Linked DNA regions of Mus musculus: regions 2, 3 and 4 are each linked to region 1. A link is a loop called in an ENCODE intact Hi-C map of the cell type or tissue named here. Cell type or tissue: left cerebral cortex. All regions are shown on one strand. Links, peaks and the distances in the headings refer to the core of each region. The heading gives the core; the rest is flanking DNA.

Region 1 (2,500 bases), core at 1-2,500:
GGCTGTCAGTGGGGACTCTTTACTAGAGCTGCCTCTGCCAGCCTCCAACAGGGATTTCTCTCAATAAGGACCCTGTTCAAGTCCAGGTAAGGTATCTCGTGGGGAGGCCTTACTCACTGGGCATAGAACCTGTGGCCCCGGGAGGCCCTGTGTGTGGGTGCATCAACCAGGAGAGGGCAAGGAGAGGCTGTCTCCGCCCTCACAGGCCAGGGATGACCAAGCCAGGATTGTGTCTCCATCCCTCTGCTCCCCTGAGGAAACATCACCTTCCCAGGTTCCGTGAAATGACTCTGGGGACTGTGTGCAAAGAGGAGGGTGGAAGAACTCAAGATCCCGTGTCTGCACTGCACCCCTCTCCCCGTGCCCCGCTCGCTCACCCATGGGTGTGCCGATGCCATAGCCCTTGGAGTCGATGAGGCCACCGATCTGGGTGAGGTTGCAGTTCCTCTGTGTGATGTACTCTATGGTAGTGGACTCCATGAGCAGGGCGTAGTCAGCTGTGAGCGTCCGCTGGATGCCCTCCTCGTTGTTCTTCACCAGAGCCGAGGGCTTGCTGCTCATGAAGGCCCACATCTTCTCAAAGGTGGAGATCTTGGATTTCTGGGTGGCAAAGGGATGTGAATATTTAAACCAAAGCAAACAGAACCCCCCTCCCCCCCCATGCTCCACTCCCTTCAGTCACTCAGCATGGCTCCAACTCTGCATATATCCAACTCTGGGTATAATCTGTAGGGTTAGGGAACACTGCCACTGCACGGGTATAGAAACCGAGGCCCAAGACATGAGGTGTTGCTGGGCACAGTTCGCTGAGGTCCAAAATCTGGCCCACTCCCTGGTAGCCCTGGATTTTTGCCATAGCACAGTCTTTGGAACTAATTAATTAAACTCTGAGAGAGGTTTGAGGCTAGCCCAGGCTGGCCTCAAACTCGTTAGGTAGCTGAGGATGACTTTAGACTTCTGACCCCTGCCTCTGCCTTCCAAGTGCTGGGATTATATAACCCAGGTGGGTCACCACATCCGGGTTATATGATGCTTGGGGTTGAACAGGGTTTCATGTACATGAGAGGCAGATGCTCTGCCGACCTAGCTAAAGTCTCCTGTCTCTGACTGACTTCCTCAAAATCAGTTTTCTCCAAAACCTGTTAGGGAATTAACAAGCAGAGGTCTTGTTCTAAGGGCCTTAGCTGTAGGAACTCACTCGCCGAAATCACAGGAAGTACGTGTTATCAGCCCGTTTTGCAGACGGGGAAGCTGAAACACTGTTAAGCAATTCACCCAAGGCTATCCAGAGATGAAATGGTAGAGGCAGGCTTCAAATCCAGACTCTTTGGAGACAATCCAAGTGCCTACCCACACAGCTGCATTGTATCCGAGTAACCACTAGGGGGCACAAGTGAAGGTAAAGCTCGGTGGACTTTGTCTCCCCACTTCACTCCAAAGCTGTGCCCCCCTTTTGTGCACTCTATGTCAGGAGAGGAGTTGAGTATGGTTCTGGTCTGTTCTCAGTCCTGAGAGAGGCCCAGTGGGAACTGCAAGCAGAGAAAAGGGTGAGGCTCCTGGGAGTAGTGGACTGCAGGTCCCTGTGCCGGCTTCATGCCTGAGACCATAGGTGGGGTGGCAGCCTGTTGGGTGGGCTGCTGTGCCTGCCCCGGTTGTGTTATGTGTGCATGAGCCACCCTGGGAACTTGATGTATGCCAGCTGCCTGGTCCCAACAGAGACCAGCCCTGCCTTAGTCCTGGGGGAAGAGGTGGCTCTGAGAGCCCCTATTGTATCGGCTGTTTCCTACTCTGGAAGTGGCTTTCTGTGATGTCAGCCTGTATGATTGGCACCCAGCCCAGCTCTGATACACGTGACAAGATGGGTGCCCTCCCACAGGCTGGCACAGGCCTGGGGGAAGGGCAGGGAATCAGGCCATGGCTGCCAGAGGCGGGCAGGAAGCCCGAGAGGAACATGTATTTTCTTCTCTCTGGGTGCTTCTGGGCTCTGGCATGGGATAGGCCCTCTGAAACTGGTGGCCGATGTCCACAGCACGGTCCAGGGACGGAGCACAGCACAGGAATGAATATCAGAGCAGCATGGAGTCACTGAGTACTTTCAGGGCGTGGAACCTTTCACAGAGCTGTTGTTCCCTGCCTGCAAACTCACGTGCCTCAAAGCCGGTGCACAAAGGGTTCTGATGGCCCTGGCTCTCTAGGCTTCACCCAACCACTTTTGTAGGCAGCCATTGCTGCTCTCAGCGGCCCTACCCCCACAGCCACCTGCCTTCTGCCCAACTTTGTAGCCAGCCACCTTCCAGCTCTCTTTCTACCTCAGCTCCTCCCCAAGTGCTCCCCCGCCAACACCTCTTCCCTCAGAGATGGTTCTCATCCCTGGTTTTTCGGATGCTCCAGATGTTTCTCATTTTCCAGATAATTTCTGATATGCAGATTCTCCTCCGCCAGCTCCTTTGGCCCCTCTTCCTGCTTGGCAAGCTCCTATCCTTAGCACTACCCAATTTCT
Region 2 (2,500 bases), core at 1-2,500, 58 kb after region 1:
CTTCCTCTGCCCTGCCCTACCTGCCAGAGCTTCTCATTCTACGCTGGATGCTTTTGGATATATCCCAGCCACTAGACCGGGTTAGCTCAAAGTGTCTGCGCTGTTCTCTGAGACTCAGAGAAGCAGCAGTCCTTCCTGGAAGTGCCCCTTGGTCGCTCCTTTACATAGACACAAGTCTATCAATGATCCAGCTCTGGTTCTGGGACCCCAGGCTTTCCTCCTAACAGGCAGCGACTGTTAAGGTCTGGGGTCTGACATCCTTATGAACTCTTAGGCACTTTTGAGCCCCTCTTGTGACAACATGGGGTTTCTAAGCATTCTTGACCCCGGTTGTGGAAAGAAGTGTCAGTTAGGCTAGCAACGTCCTGACTGTTTCAATGTTTACCGTCTCCTTGGAGGAGGCTCTCTGTGAGGATGTGAGTTGGGAGTAGGCCGGTGAGTTGCCTGGGAAGAAGGGTGAGCCACTGATAGAAGTCTGCTTCTAGACCCAGGCCTAAGAGCCCCTTCCAGGAAGGCCTGGAGAGTGAGGCAGATTGTCGATTTGCAGTGTGTATGTAAGTTTGGGGCTGGAGTTGAGCTGCTGGGACCATGCCTAATGCTCACCCATCTCAGTGTGAGGCTCTGCCAAGACTTGACAGAGGCTCAATTAGTAGCCTTCCCAGGGCCTCTGACTCAGTATGAAGGATGGCATCTCTGCTTTGGTGGGGAGCAGTGGTTCTCAACCTGTGTGTCAAGACCCCCTTGGGGATGCCATGTCAGATATCATGTATATCAGATATTTATATTATGATTCAAACAGTAGCAAAATAAGTTATGATGTAGCAATGAAATAATTCTATGGTTGGGGGTCACCACATCATGAGGAACTGTACTGAAGGGTCGCAGCATTAGATGGAGAACCACTGATGGGGAGGCTCACGTGCTAGAGAGGCTGCTCTGCCTGGTGCCTAGCTGCAATGGGGGCATGGGATTGCTTTTTTTCAGGGCTGTGACAAAATCCCTGACAGACAAGTTCAAGCAAATAAAGGCTTATTCTAGCTTTGGGTTTCAGAGACTTGGATCCTATCATAGTCAGGGGAAGGGAGAGTAAGCAGTGGACACTGGAGAGGTGGGAATGTGTTGAAATAAGTGTTCCTATGATGGTGGAGCAGGAAGCAGGAAGTGTGGCAGGAACCAGGGGCTGTGTGTAACCCTGAAGGACCTAGTTACAGCAGCTGGCCCTATCTCCTAAGGTCCTCCAAAATTACTGCCACCAGCTATGGAACAAGTATCCAAAGCAGGAGCTGAGGCCACGGGGGACAGTCTAGATGTAAGTTCTAGTGGGTGGCAGGGCATGGAGTCACTCCCTCCAAGTCAGACTCCCGTCTGGGCTTCTCTATGACGTGCGTTTCCTATGCCCAGTGGCACAGAGCACCCCCATCCCTGGGGTATGAGGGCAGTGGCATGGAGGAGCTGGAGAAGAGGCCTCTTTGTTCAGCTCTTGTTTTCGTGTTTTTTTGTTCAAACTGCCCCGGGGCCAAGACCCTAAGTGCTCAACACGGTGAACTGTGGGCAACTCTGCAGCTTGGCAAAAAGTTGCATTTCCGATGCCAAATGTTGACACACTGAATTCACTGTCGACTGGGGACCTTTTAGAAACATTCAGCATAACATAATAGACTAATTCATTAGCACCCCATGGGTCTGAATGGGGAGAAGCCGATGCTCGGGAAACATGGCCTCAAGGAACGACAGATGAAAATATCTTTCCCATGATGTAACTGTTATTGCCGGGAAGTGGCATTAATTGTGATTGCTTATCTATTAATTTATTATAATTCCCTCTCTCTCTTTCACCTCCAGGCTCTTACCTCCTCATGCCATGCACCGGGGGCTCAGCCGTGGCTGATTAGCACAGGGTTATCTGGGAAGGGCTCAAAGCTGCCTGGCATCGGTAATGGCGGCTGGGGTGATTAAAATGTCTTCTGCGTGGGAGAAGTGACTTTGGAGAGGTTTTTCGAGGGGGGAAAGGTTGATGATGCGCCTTTCCTAAGATAAAATGCCAAATACCATTGCCCTCCCCAGTGTAGCCACCACTGACCAATGGGCATGAAAAGGGGGAGTCACGAGGCAGAGCCCTGAGCCAACAGGGCTGGAAGGAAGACCCTCAAGCTGGCAATGGGCTGTGATCAGGGAAGAGGACCTAGGGGGACACAGCGGATGCCCTGACACATGGGGGCAGTGTCCTGGGATTGCCGTGGAAGACCCATGATACACAGCCCCCCCACCCCCATAAAGCTGTCTGCTCGTATTGTGGAGGACACATATCCCTGGAAGAGCCTGGTCTCCTGTGCTCAGAAAGGGGTGGGAGGAAGAACAGTGCCCTGGAGTGGCCACAGGGCAAGACCCAGAGTTAAGAGCCTAAGCCTTTATCAATGATCTGTTCTGAGTTCTGGGCAAGACATGTGATGTCCCAGATGCCATTTTTCGATCATTTGGTGCAGAGCAGATAGCACACTCT
Region 3 (2,500 bases), core at 1-2,500, 78 kb after region 1:
ATACCTTGGAGGCCTCTGACCATAGGTACACTCGTGTATGTGTGTGTGTGTGTGTGTGACAACAGGGAAAGTCCTTGTGTGAGTCAGGCCCTGCCCTGATGGCCTAGTGGGTAGAAAAGAGGAGCCAAGTGTACCTAGAGCCAAGTCCCACTTTTTAGAGTGTCAGACACAATCCTAAGCATTGAACAGAGCCGCTGCTTTCACATCGTAGGGAACCGAGGCATTTTTTTCCAACATAGCTGAGGTAGTAGTTGCTGGGAAACCAGCTTGGGCAGCCTGGCTCTACAGCCACACTCTGCAGACTTCCTGCGCTCAAAAGTTAACCAGAATGGGGCTTTGGAAAACACAGCCACGAACAGGTAACATCGTGGCCTCTCTGCCCCTGGCAGCCCAGGAGATTACATGAAGAGAAATCGGAAACTCTTCAGAGAGCTGGGTGAGTCTCAGCCAGCAGAACAAACGTGGATGATGCTGGCCCTAAACTCAGTTTACAGGGGTCCTAGCCCTAAACTCAGTTTACAGGGGTCCTAGACAATGTTTTCTTAGGTTCTCATGGTTCATCAATTCATTCAGCAACCACTTTACTGAGCAGTAACTATCGTCCCTGACCCCTCAGGTGCCCCAGGAATAGATCAAATACCCAAAGAGAGTGTCCCCTTCAACAACTCGAGGGAGAAGAGAAAGTGCATTAAAACACAACGATTTAACTAAAAATTGTGATATGAGCTTTGATGGGCTATGATATCATATTTCGGAAAAGATGACCTAGTCATTTTGGAAATGAGATTCCTTAGGCTTGAGATCTTTAAATGGTTACATGGAAATCGAAGGTTCTATGGAAGCTATTTCCAGTTATCTAAGCCTTTAAGTTGAATTTGAATTAAATATATATGTAAAAATATAGTTCAGATATGCAGTCTCCCTCAGGATCTGCAGGGAATTGGTTCCAGGACCCCCTGCAGATAGCAGACTGGCAGATGCTGGGTCCCTGGCACAGAGGGGCTTGGTATTTGCATATCTTCCTCACTCTGTGCCTTATGCTCTATAGTCTCAAGACGCCTCTTCCCACAATGCAATGCAAATGCTATGTAAATAGGTGCTGTGCTTATTGTTTAGGGAAAACGACACAGAAAAGTCTATATATGTTTAGGACAGAAGCAACTGGGTTTTTCTCTTTCTTTTTCTCTTTCTTTTCTTTTTTCTTCTCCTGAGTATTTTTGGTCCCTGGTTGTAGAGTCCATGAGCCTGGCGGGCTCACTGTGTGTATGAACACACGAGTGGGTGTGTGTATAGGATCTGTCATTTAAAAGACACAAAAATGGGGCTGGAGAGATGGCTCAACAATTAAGAGCACTGGCTCTTCCAGCCAAGGAGCCGGGCTCAGTTCCCAGCACTCTCACAATCAAACCCGCTTTCCAGGGGGATCTGACGCCCTCTTGTGGCTTCTGCAGGCACTGCATGCATGCGGTGCCCAAACCCACACACAGGTAAACACTCATACACAAAAAACAAAAATAAAATAAATCATCTAAAAAAGATAGCAACAAGCCAGGCAGTGGTAGTGCACCCCTTTAATCCCAGCACTTAGGAGGCAGAGACAGGCGGATCTGTGGGTTTGAGGCCAGCCTGGGCTACATGGTGAGTTCTAGGACAGCCAGAGTTACACAGACAATTCCTGTCTTGAAAAACAAAAAGACAAAAAACAAAACAACAACAACAACAAAAATAGTAACAAAAAACCCATTGTGCACTTGGGTGTGCTGGGTAGCACACGGGAAACTGGCTGTTCACCCAGGCACTGAGAAGTCAGGCACTGTGGCGTATGTTTGAAGACCCATGGGCAATGGAATTTCCCTCTTTTAAGTATAAATATGTCTGCTAATTAGCAAAGATATGGGGAATATCTGGTTTTAGTCTTTTTTTTTTTTAAGGATTTAGGTGAGGTACAACTTTGACTAGACTCACCACAACTTGTGTTGTGAGTCAGGTCTTTCTAGTGACTCAGAAACAGACAACAGAAAGTTCACACTTATATGAACACAGGGCCCGGTGTCAGACTTCAGGGCTTCTCTGTAGGTTCTGGGGTCAAGATGTTGCGGGCACTGAGCAGCACGCTGTGCTTATAAAGTCTTTTTACGGCAGGCAGATGGTGTGCTCTGGGGCTAATACAGTCTCTGCTTTATATGTATGCTACCTATTGCTACTCGAGTAGGATGCCAACGAAAGATGCAATAAGACCCGTAGCAAGGTGACTACGGTTAATATGATGTGTTGCACGCATGTTTTCAGTGTTCTTACCTGAAAGAAATGATAAATGATAAAGATAAATGCTAGATGTGGTGGATGGGCGAGGTCCTCCAATTAGAGCAATCCACAAGTCACACATGTATCCAAACAGCACATCCTATAGCATACATAGTTATAATATTTGTCCACTGATAGGGATAATAGAAAAGAAAAATCAAGTTTGAAAATGTTCCCTTTGGTTCAAAGGTCCTGG
Region 4 (4,480 bases), core at 1,022-3,521, 540 kb after region 1:
GGTCTGCACGTGCCTCACAGAAAGGCACATTGGCTTCTCTCACAGAAAGAACCAACATCCTCAACCCAGACCATGCCCAACAGGGTCCTGTCTGTGGACATGCTGTCTGTGGACATGCTGTCTGTGGACATGGCTGTGTAAGCTACCTCCATTCTAAATGAAGGTCAAAGCTGTGTTAGTTATGTTTCTCCTTGCTAGACTAACACACCTCACCAGCAGCAACTTACAGGACGCAGGGGTTATCCTTGCATACTGTAAGGGGTCATGTCCCATTATGGTGGCTAGGCCATGAAGTGGCTGGTCACATGATATTCAAAATCATGATGCAAAGAGATTTGTGCGGCCCAGATTGCCTTCTCTGTAACTATGTGACCGTGTGATGGCTGGACCATGTGCATATGGTCTCATGGGCCAGAAAAAAAAAAAAATGGTAGTGGGCTCCCCGAAGCTAGGAGTACAGGCTGTTATGGGCTGTTCCGTGTGGGTGCTAGAAAAGAAACCCAGGTTGTCTACAAGAACAGTGTGCTTTCTTAACCAATGGGCCATGTCTCCAGCCCAACTACACACACACACACACACATTCAGGGAGGACCTTCCCTGCTCAGTGAACACCCTTCCAGACACACCCAAAAGTGTGTCTCCTATGTGATTCCACTTCCCACCACGGTGACAATAAAGATGGCTCACTCTTCATCGGGTCTGAACTCTCGTCTCAAAGAGAATCAAATAAAACAACCAACCAGTAAGCACACACACCATTTTCACCAACAGAACTGGTCTGTCCAGGAGTTCTCTGTCCCCATCCAGCGTTAGGACCTCCCATATCCTTTTCAACATGGTGGGCCTGACCTGCTGGGTGGGTATCCAGTGCCCAGTGCCAGCTGCATCCGCTATGAGGAGGTTGCTACTAGCAAGGCCAGCTGCCAACCTGGAGCCTGGCTGAAAGAATCCGGCCCCAAGGGTTGTGGGTTTTTCTAAGCCCACACTTGACTCTGTCCGCACAGATCCAGTCTGTGTGTGTGGTCTGTGGGGAGGCTGCACCAGGGAGGCGTATCGATCAGGCTGGTCGGGAGAAGAAAGGAAAAAGACCTTCAAACAGCAAAGCTTCACGCCTGCAGAGGCTTGAAAAGACCCATGGAAACGGGGCATGCAGGTTTCCACCCCTGAGGTAGCCACACACTGTGGGTCGTGTGAGCCAGGGAAAAAGCACAGCTCTCTCTCTCTCTCTCTCTCTCTCTCTGTGTGTGTGTGTGTGTGTGTGTGTGTGTGTGCACGCGCGCACGTGCGCACACACCCGTATTTGTACAGGAGTTGTTTAGCAGCTCTTGAGTATGAATAACTCTCCTATACCAGCATGCATATGTAGCACCTGTACTGGCCAGAGAAATGTGTGTGCAGGCACGTAGTCACCCTGAACTCTCAAAGCATGCCTGTGCACACATGCTCAAGAACGCATGTATTCTACCTACCTGCCCTCTGAGAACTTCCCCCTCCGAGGGTGGGAGCAAGCACCTTTGTCCACTGTCAATTTTGTCACCTCTCACCCTTGAAACCAACCCTAACCAAAGGAACTCCCAGGACTGTCCCCCCCATCCGGGACTTCCCTCTCAGGAAGAAAAAGGTAGCCAGGACTGTGTTTATTCAATCTCAGATCCTGGCGACCAGATCTGCTAAGTATGTCAGAGGAGATTTTTTTGTAATTGCGGTTCCTGGGCCCCGCCCCCAGAGACTAATTGACAGCAATCTGAGGAAGGCACAGGCTCTGGAGATTTTTAGCACTGCGGGAGTGATTTTAACATGGTCCCAGGACTGAGAATGACTAAAGGCCCCTGCTCTTGTGGGCGTCCTTGCGCTCTAGCGGGACTGTTCCTGAGATGTGACGGTGGCGCTCCAGTCTGAAAACCTGAACACCGGCGTCTGAGCTCTCCTGCCTAGACTCTTCCCTAGGTAGGAGCTCAGCAAAGCTGACACACATCCACGCGCCGCGGCTGCCCCCTTCTGGACGGAGCCTGCAGCGCTCAGCTGCTGCGTGACCTGCAAGCTGGGTGCTACAGTCCCTTAGGGAAGGCCTTAGTAGGGCTTTGGTGGCATGCCCAGCTACTCAGGAGCTGAGACAGGAGGATTACTTGAGCCCAGGAATTGTGAGGCCAACTTGGGTAACATAGGGAGATGTTTTTTGTTTTTTGGTTTTTTTTTTTTTTGAAGAGACCAGCTGGGCACTAGAGCTCCTGCCTGTAACCCCAGCACTTAGGAGAGGAACAGAGAATCCAGGAGTTAAGGGGCCAACAAGGACTTCATAGTGAGTTCCAAGTCACCTAAAAAAAAAAAAACTGTCTTCAAAACAAAGGTCTAGGCCCAGCCTAGTGGCCTACTCAGGAGCAGGGGCAGGCAGACCTCTGTGAATTTGAGGCCAGCCTGTTCTACATAATGAGTTCCAAGACAGCCAAGGCTATAGAGTGAGATCCTGCCTTGCAAAACAAAACTTAAGCTGGGCAGTGGTGGTGCATGCCTTTAATCCCAGCACTTGGGAAGCAGAGGCAGGTGGATCTCGGTGTTCAAGGCCAGCCTGGTCTATAGAGTGAGTTCTAGCCAGGCTATACAGAGAAAGCCTGTCAAAAAAACAAAACAAAACAAAATAACAAAAACAAACAAACAAACACACCCTTTTTAAACAAAGGTAGGGGGGACTTCACACCTCTGCACCCTTCAGCCAATTGTGGTCTCCCCAGCCTTCCAGAAAGTCCTCTCCACCAGCCACCATCCTCCTCATGCCTTCCCTTCCTGATGTACCCAGTCCCTATACTAAGTCTCCCCTGTCACACTGGAAGTCCCCAGGGCAAAGGGAACAGGCCTGGGGTCCGCAGGGGCCTGTAGAATACAGGAAGCCTTCTCCAGTGGCTCCCTACCACTCTGGCTCTGTGTGAGCCAAGGCAGAGCTTCTCGCTCATACTCAAGCCCTGGGGCAAGGGGATCCTCCGTAAACTGCCAGGGGCACTCATCACGCTAGATGCCAGGTACACATTTTGTTCCGAGCATTTCACTAGTAATAAATCCCTTCATTTGTACCTAATTATCCTTATTTTGTTTTAGAATCTAGAAAACCAAGGCCCAGAGAGGTTCAGTGAGACCCAAAGAAACACACAGCGGGGTCAACTCAGAGCTGAGACTCAACCCGAGGGTTGGCTCAGGAAACCATACTTTTAACCACCCTTCCTTCTTAGGGGAGGAGAACCATTGGAGATCTATGTCCCCACTGGCCCAGGCTGGCTCCCCAATCCCTTCCCAGCAGAAATCGGCCTGGAGTCTCTGCCCGGCTGGCAGCTCAGGGGCTGTGTCGTCTCTTGCTTCCTTCTTAATTTTTCTGACAAGAGCAGCTGCCACGGCAGCTGACAGCCAGCCTGTCGGATGGAATGGGAAGGCGGGCCCAGACCTCGTTTGTCTGGTGGAAAAATGGATTTGGACAAGGGGACGGCTGAGCTTCAGGAGACAGGGGAGCACCCATGGGTGACCGGTACAGATGGGATCCCAGAAGGCTGGGGTGGGTACAGGCACGGGGCAGGAAGCCCTGGATGCTGGTGGAGGTCTGCGTAAGCCCCGCCCCCTGGATGCCGGAGAAAGCCTCGCTCCATCAGCTTCCCTTCCCCTCTCCCCATCTCCCTTCCCTCCAGTCTCTAATCAACTTCCTGGCACTGGGCCTGCATCAGTTTCTGGGGACAGAAGGCCGAGACAGGTCCATCACTGTCCTCAAGGACATCCAGGCTAGGGAAACTGCCAGGGAGACTCAACGATCCTGCAATGGTGCAGACACTCAAGGCCATCTGTTGGGGAGTAGCCTTTACCACGGACGATCCATGCCAACCACTCGGGCACCTATATCCTTCCTTCCCCCTTATGGTGTGGTGCTAACGTTCTTGCTTCCACAGTGTTTGAGCGCTTAAATGAATTAACCCGTGTGGTACACTGTAAAGTAGCACCTGGCCTATGACCAGTGCCTTCTCCCATTCACATCACCCAGGAGCAGACAATGCTATCTCCAGGGACCCTGCCCCCACCCGACTCCCCTTATTCATTTGTCCCACCTTAGACTCAGACCCTGAAGAACCCCTGAGGTCTAAGCTCCAGCCTACCTGAAACAAGGCCCTCTTTACCATTCACAGCAGATGAGAGAGTCACCACGTGTGATATGGCCACACTGTTCAGGTCCCTTCTGTCTGAGCTCACCCTAGTAGGGCAAAGGGCTTAGAAGAGGTAAGATTTCTTCTTGGGGTGAGTCAGCTTTTTGCCCCATGCCTGGTGTGTCAGCCTCACCAGTCATTCAAGTCTGGAGTGCAAGAAGCAAGCTCTACCACAGAAAGTTGCTCTAACTATGCTTGGACAGTTCCTCCTTAGAGCAGGCCTCTGTCTCTCCAGCTACTGTGCCAGCTATGGAGCAGAGGCACTCCAGGGGCGATCTGTAAGTATTTCTTTCATTCAGACCCAG

Evidence for each region. A loop is a pair of places that touch in the nucleus more often than their neighbours do. Peaks named below come from ENCODE experiments on the same cell type or tissue, not always from the same donor. Only the 100,000 strongest peaks of a DNase experiment are listed, where the experiment ranks them.
Region 2: it touches region 1 in a loop (2.1-fold over the local background); 4 of 42 quality-filtered maps call a loop at or near these places.
Region 3: it touches region 1 in a loop (2.2-fold over the local background); 3 of 42 quality-filtered maps call a loop at or near these places.
Region 4: a loop joins it to region 1, with 2.7 times the contacts of the local background. A loop is called at or near these places in 3 of 42 quality-filtered maps.

What each region holds. Positions count from the first base shown.
Region 1 is chr4:125,702,433-125,704,932 of GRCm38, reverse strand. It overlaps Grik3 (glutamate receptor, ionotropic, kainate 3), which reads right to left. Exons shown (of 16, transcript NM_001081097.3): 14 at 378-600. Among named protein-coding and RNA genes, the nearest start is that of Gm40249, 130 kb to the left of the region's middle. In left cerebral cortex, for the core only: a CTCF peak has its summit at 1,381 (motif pointing right); DNase peaks (open chromatin) are centred at 1,394, 1,848 and 2,269; H3K27ac peaks cover 1,129 bases.
Region 2 is chr4:125,644,408-125,646,907 of GRCm38, reverse strand. All of the region lies in intron 5 of Grik3 (glutamate receptor, ionotropic, kainate 3), which reads right to left. Among named protein-coding and RNA genes, the nearest start is that of Gm32807, 85 kb to the right of the region's middle. In left cerebral cortex, for the core only: no CTCF peak of the experiment used is centred there; a DNase peak (open chromatin) is centred at 1,556; H3K27ac peaks cover 368 bases.
Region 3 is chr4:125,623,981-125,626,480 of GRCm38, reverse strand. The region is part of intron 2 of Grik3 (glutamate receptor, ionotropic, kainate 3); the gene reads right to left. Among named protein-coding and RNA genes, the nearest start is that of Gm32807, 65 kb to the right of the region's middle. In left cerebral cortex, for the core only: a CTCF peak has its summit at 1,445 (motif pointing left); no DNase peak of the experiment used is centred there.
Region 4 is chr4:125,158,023-125,162,502 of GRCm38, reverse strand. All of the region lies in intron 2 of Gm32611 (a long non-coding RNA gene), which reads right to left. The region is part of intron 2 of Gm40245 (a long non-coding RNA gene); the gene reads right to left. Among named protein-coding and RNA genes, the nearest start is that of Gm40245, 10 kb to the right of the region's middle. In left cerebral cortex, for the core only: a CTCF peak has its summit at 2,005 (motif pointing left); a DNase peak (open chromatin) is centred at 1,983; H3K4me3 peaks cover 202 bases.